Linked DNA regions of Homo sapiens: region 2 is linked to region 1. Evidence: chromatin loops called from intact Hi-C (ENCODE). Cell type or tissue: sigmoid colon. All regions are shown on one strand. Each heading gives the region's core, and the rest is flanking DNA. Links, peaks and the distances in the headings are about the cores only. Region 1 overlaps TACC3 (transforming acidic coiled-coil containing protein 3). Region 2 overlaps FAM53A (family with sequence similarity 53 member A).

The links. Peaks named below come from ENCODE experiments on the same cell type or tissue, not always from the same donor. Only the 100,000 strongest peaks of a DNase experiment are listed, where the experiment ranks them.
Region 2: it touches region 1 in a loop (2.2-fold over the local background); 2 of 110 quality-filtered maps call a loop at or near these places.

What each region holds. Positions count from the first base shown.
Region 1 is chr4:1,725,162-1,728,062 of GRCh38, reverse strand. TACC3 (transforming acidic coiled-coil containing protein 3) reads right to left here. Exons shown (of 16, transcript NM_006342.3): 4 at 1-355. Among named protein-coding and RNA genes, the nearest start is that of TACC3, 5.1 kb to the right of the region's middle. In sigmoid colon, for the core only: CTCF peaks have their summits at 1,433 and 1,634 (motif pointing right); DNase peaks (open chromatin) are centred at 523 and 1,662; H3K27ac peaks cover 939 bases.
Region 2 is chr4:1,643,786-1,646,686 of GRCh38, reverse strand. The region is part of intron 4 of FAM53A (family with sequence similarity 53 member A); the gene reads left to right. Among named protein-coding and RNA genes, the nearest start is that of FAM53A, 39 kb to the left of the region's middle. In sigmoid colon, for the core only: no CTCF peak of the experiment used is centred there; a DNase peak (open chromatin) is centred at 1,646; H3K4me3 peaks cover 671 bases.

The DNA.
Region 1 (2,901 bases), core at 308-2,807:
GGCTCCGTGCGGAGTCTCCGCTTTGTGCTGGGACTCTGTCCTGCAAGGGTCTTCTAGGGTCTCAGAGGCGGGTGTCACTCTTCTGTCTAAGGAATAGGAACTAAGGTTTTCCTCCACGGCTTGCTCAGGGCTGCCAGACACTTTTCCTGGAGACACCATTTGGTTCTCAGAACTTCCTGGGCTCTGGGAAGAGCTTGAGCAGTCCAGGTCAGCCAGGGCACCTGGGCCAGACTCGCTGGAGCTGCCACTCCCAAAGGCTGGGCTTGCATCCCCCAGGAGGTCGGTGTCAGCCTCCACTGGTTTCTGTAGAATTCCATGAGTAGTTTTGGCATCCACTTCCTTGATGAGCTGTTGGCTTTTAAAAGAGACTTAATCAACGTGAAGCAGCGAGTACCTGGTGAGGTTAGGGGCCTCAGCATTCATTCTCAACATAGGTTTAACATTCTCACACCAGAAGCAGGGCTGAGTCACCCTTGGCACGGCTTCCCGTTCTCCACCCCCCACCTCAGTTCCTCAATGTAGTTCCTTCCTGTCCTCCCAGGGACCAGCTCCCGGTGGAACGGCTGGACACAACCACGTGACTTCCTCGCTGACCCCGCCCTCATGCTTCTTGGGGTTCCAAGTTACAGGGGTGCCTCTGGGCTGCTTGCCTGTTTAATTGTGCTCATCACGCGCTTTGCCAGGTGCTGGACCCAGACTCCTCCAGCAGCCTCTGCCACCCAAACAGCACTCGTCATCATGCACGAGGTCTGCCCCCAGGCCCACAGCATGCACACAGCACAGGCTGCTGCCTGGGGGGTCAGATGTGGGACAGCACACCCAAATGCCTCAAGCTGATGCCAGAGAAAGAAGCCTGGAGGCATCTCTCCCACCTGGTAGACTGGGCTCCTCAATTTCCCACCACTTCCTTTATTTTTATGTTTTTTTTTTTTGAGACGGATTTTTGCTCTGTTGCCAAGGCTGGAGTGTAATGGCATGATCTCGGCTCACTGCAACCTCCACCTCTGGGGTTCAAGCGATTCTCCTGCCTCAGCCTCCCAAGTAGCTGGGATTACAGGTGCCCGCCACCATGTCTGGCTAATTTTGTTTTGTATTTTTAGTAGAGACAGGTTTTCATCATGTTGGTCAGCCTGGTCTCAAACTCCTGACCTTAGGTGATCCACCCGCCTCGGCCTCCCAGTGCTAGGATTACAGGCAGGAGCCACCGCACCCGGCATCCACCATTTCCTGTAAAAAATCCATTCGAGCACCTGCCCACCAGCATACAGTGACCCCACCCTACTCCCCGATAGACAAGGCTGGCTGCCACCCTCTCAGCTGTCCCCTGCCTATGCTCCAGGGCCTGGCCCCAGTCCTCTGTGTGGCCTCCAGCCTGCTGTGGGCCTGTAAGTCATATAATCATTATTTCCGCCTGTGTTTCTCCTAATCACTGAAGGGTGTGCACCACTTAATGACCCTGAATTCTAACATTAAGGGACCTGACAGCATTCCGATAACACTTTAATCTGCGTGAAAACATCAGCTACAAGCAAAACAAGAAAGCTCAGTCAACATTGTCCTGTGGCTTAAACCTCACCCGAGGACATGCCCAACAGATCAGTCCTGGGGACTTGCAGGCCCCAGGATGGCCAGCAGGGGGCGTGGTAAACAAAGGTTTTCTGCATGAATCTGCTTTCCCCTTCAAGTCGGGGACTGGCAGTGCTGTGGCCAGGGACAGTCAAAGCCTTCACTGAAGGGCAGGGCTGAGGTGCAGGATGCCACCTGCAGGCACAGAAGGACCTGAGTGGCCTCTGCGACGCCTCCCTGGGATGGCGCCTGCTACAGTGGAGTGGCACAGGTGCAGAGAACACCTTCCCAGGGACCCACCTGTCTCTGGGGCACTCGCTGCTCACAATGTGGGACTGCATGGCGCAGGGCCCCTGACAGAAGAGGCGGCTGTTGGGATGGTTGGGGCTGGACTACAACACAGAGGGCACAAACACTGTTTCACCTGTTCCCCAGCCTTCAGGTCCCTGAGAAGACGCAGGGTCATGTGCCAGTGCCTCAGATAAGGGGCCCATGTCACCTGCCCTTCTCTTCCAACTCTAAGTTTGAAGATGTCAAAACTGAGAAACTGAGGGTGAGGGACCTGTCAGACTGCTCACAACTCCTCTGCTGCCCAGCTGCCACCTTGGGGCGGCACTGCCTTCCCAGGCGGCCACTCGGCTGTCCTCTGAATGACACGTGGGCAGCTGCACGCAGCGGCTGCTCTTGGTCTCATCCCACTGACGTGGGAGCACCACAGTGACCACCACCTGGGCCTCAGCAGAGTTCCAGAAAGGAGATGACAGCCACGAGTCCAAGCCACAAGCTCAGAGTCACTCTGGCTGGAGCCCCTCAGGGCCAACCTCTCAAGCCCCTCCCAGCTCCTCTACACCCTCTGCCCTATGGAGGCTGCTGGGTGATCCTGGAGGCATAGGGGAGAGGCAGGGGATCTGTGGCTCTGGGACGGATCACACCCATGGCAGCTGGGAGGCGACTTCTCTGCTGCTGGGTCTCCCTTCCTTCTTGGGGTCGTTGTAAACCAATGTTTGATTCATTCTCGCTTCGTTTGACCAAATTTCAAAAGGGGCAAAAAACAAAGTTGAAAAGTAGCAAGCAGACATGGGAAGAACTGCAAATTCAGGCTGGAGGGGTAGAGGGGAGACGGACCCAGGGCCCAGAGAAGGATGTAGGAAATGCTGCCTGCACTTACTGGTGACATTTTATCTCAGGGGGTGAGAAGCATCAGTGGTATTCTGTTCCTTATGCTTTTCTCTGCACATCTAAAATCTGCTTAAAAGTTTTGGGCCAGCCGGGCGTGGTGGCTCATGCCTGTAATCCCAGCACTTTGGGAGGCCGAGGCCGGCAGATCACCTGAGG
Region 2 (2,901 bases), core at 126-2,625, 81 kb after region 1:
ACACCTTCAGGCCCGCTGCGTTTTTGGAGGTCTTGGGTTTAGTGAGCAGATGGTGCCTTCCGCGGCCTCAGTCACGAGAGCGCAAGGCTTGTCCTCCATGGGGGGGCCTCTGCTGCACCTGCTGAGCTGTTTTCTCTGTGCCTCCTGGGTGAAAATTGAAAAACCAAAAGCTTTGAGCAGCTCCTGGTACCAAGAAAAGGACTGACTTAGTTTGTTTTTGCTGCTGTAACAAAATACCCCCGACGACGTCACTTATAAATAAGAGAAATGTATTTCTCAAGAGTTCTGGGCTGGGCACAGTGGCTCACGCCTGTAATCCCAGCACTTTGGGAGGCCGAGGTGGGCAGATCATGAGGTCAGGAGATCGAGACCATCCTGGCTAACACAGTGAAACCCTGTCTCTACTAAAAATACAAAAAATTAGCCGGCATGGTGGCGGACGCCTGTATTCCCAGCTACTTGGGAGGCTGAGGCAGGAGAATGGCCTGAACCCGGGAGGCGGAGGTTGCAGTGAGCCGAGACCGCGCCACTGCACTCCAACCTGGGCGACAGAGCAAGACTCCGTCTCAAAAAAAAAAAAAGAGTTCTGGAGGCTGGGAGCCCAAGACCCAGGCCCCAGCAAGTCTGGTGTATGGTGAGAGCCTGCCCTCTGCTTCCAAGATGGCCTCTTGTGGCTGTGTCCTCACCTGGCGGAGGAGATAGAGGACGCGGAGGACTGAGGCTGGTTCCCTCCAGCCCTTTATGAGGCTCTCGTGTCTTGTGCAGGCCCGCAGGACCTGATCAACTCCCAACACCATGGTAGAGATTTGGAGGTATACGTTCAAACTGTAGCAGGGACCATCAAGAACATGGAATGTTTGAGACGGCGCAGACCGAAAATCTGGAATTTGTAGCTGCTGATTTTTCTTGCTTGTTTTCTCAGACCTTCTCTCCAGGAGCCATGCCCAGGGTGGTCAGAGGTGGTGAGTGAGGTGGCAGAAGCGAGTGCTGGGCAGGGGGCGCACTGCTGGGCACTCACTCCATACCTCCTGATGGGCACTGGCTGTCCCATCCCCCTTGGGATGAGGAGCCGGTGCCATCAGTGGCTGCACGGTCAGGGCGGAGAGTCCCCTCCTTCTGCCTCTGTGTGGAGGGCTGGGGAGACAGGGAGGATCTTTGTTCTCCAGCTTCCTGGCTTTGTAAGGCTGTGTGCCCCTCACAGCCCGAGCAGGTTGTCTGAGCAGGGCTCACTCAGCCAGTTTTTTCATGTGCCGTCGGCCAGCTCCCCTGTCTAGAATGCTCCAGTCCGTACTTTCCTAATAACCCTCTCTTCTGCAGGGTTGGGAGGGCGCTCACCAGAGGCAACAAGGGGTCTAGGGTCCCGGTGCTTCTCACACTGGCCTCCTCGCCTGACACACGCACGGAGCTTGCTCTGGCCATCTCTGTCCCTGCCTGTGCCATGGACATCCCTGCGCCCTGTGGGCCTCTGTGGCTTGGCCGGCCTGTGCCTCCCTGTGGCAGGAGGGAGGTGCTTGGCTCTGCTTGGCTGCCTGTTTCAACATGCACTGTGCTGCGCTCCAGGCACTGCCAGGCCCTTGGGGAGCACCCCCCACCCTTGACTGCTGCCTGGCCCTGCTGCAGAGCGGCCCACGGCCAGGGCCGCCTTGGCTGTGAGGGGACCCTGTGAGCCCCTCCCACATGGTGGATGGAGCTTGCGCTTTCTCAAGAGAGTAAACCCGTGTTTTAGTTTGACAAAAGCCAGAGGCTTTGGCAAGGGGCAGGTACAGATGTGGCTGAGACAGGGCCCTGGACGTTTGCTGAGTGACGTCAGGTCAGCTCGTAGGAGGCTTCCCTGACCTTCCAGGGTCTCACCGGCTTCCGGTAGCTGAGTTAACCCACCTCAGGTGCTGGAGGCCCTCCAGCTGTCAGCTGGGGTCCGTGCACCCCCCAGACTGCCTGGAGGGCTTCGCACACAGTTTGAAAGGCCTCTGCGCTTTGGAGCCCAATTTGGAACTTGAAGGCTTGACCTTTGTGTTTTGGACAACTGTTTTGTGTTTAACCTCAGATGGAAGTGACCATCCAACCAGAGTGATGGTAGCAGGAGCTGGGACGGAGCCCCGGGGCTGGCGCCCAGGGACAGGGGGCGCGAGGCGGATGGGTGGCGCAGTCCAGGCCAGCATCGGCCCCGTGGGCCTCGGTTTCCACCGTCTCTACAGCGTGGGTGGCCCCTTCAGTTCCGTGTGGCCTTCGCTAGCGCTGTTGGGCGCTGAGCTGTACAGCTGCCGTGTCTGTGGGCAGAAGTTTTTTCTCCTGCACCGACTGTGTCGTCCAGAGGCGTTCAGAGCCTGCTGTTTTCACGCTCTAGCCGCACAGCTGTGCCCGCGAGTGCGAGTCCCGCGTCCGAGGCCTCGGCGTGAGCTTACAGCATCTGTCGGGTCCGAGCAGTCAGTCCAGAGGGTCGACTCTGAATGAAAACAAAACGCCGTGGTTTGAAATGGAAGGAAACCTGGCCCCTGAAGGTGCGTAGCGTCCCCGCCACCCCGGTGCGTGTGTAGTGCAGCCTGGTGGTGCTGTGGATTGGAGGCCATCCTGTGTGGGCAGCACGGCAGCCAGAGTCTGCAAGGTCACGGGTGACACCAGACCGAGCTGGTGAGACCCGGACCTCCACGCCATCCAGCAGGGGCCCAGCAGACCAGCCACATCCTCATGCCGGGCCTGGGGCTTGTACGGACAAGTGATGTCCATGGGCAAATTCACTTTGATTTGAATGAAAAATAAGTTATGCATCCCTATTTTGTGACCAAAACATGTGGCCAGTTGTATCTTTAAAGATTTGAGTGGGGCTGGGCGTGGTGGCTCATGCTTGTAATCCCAGCACTTTGGGAGGCTGAGGCGGGAGGATTGTTTGAGCCCAGGAGTTTG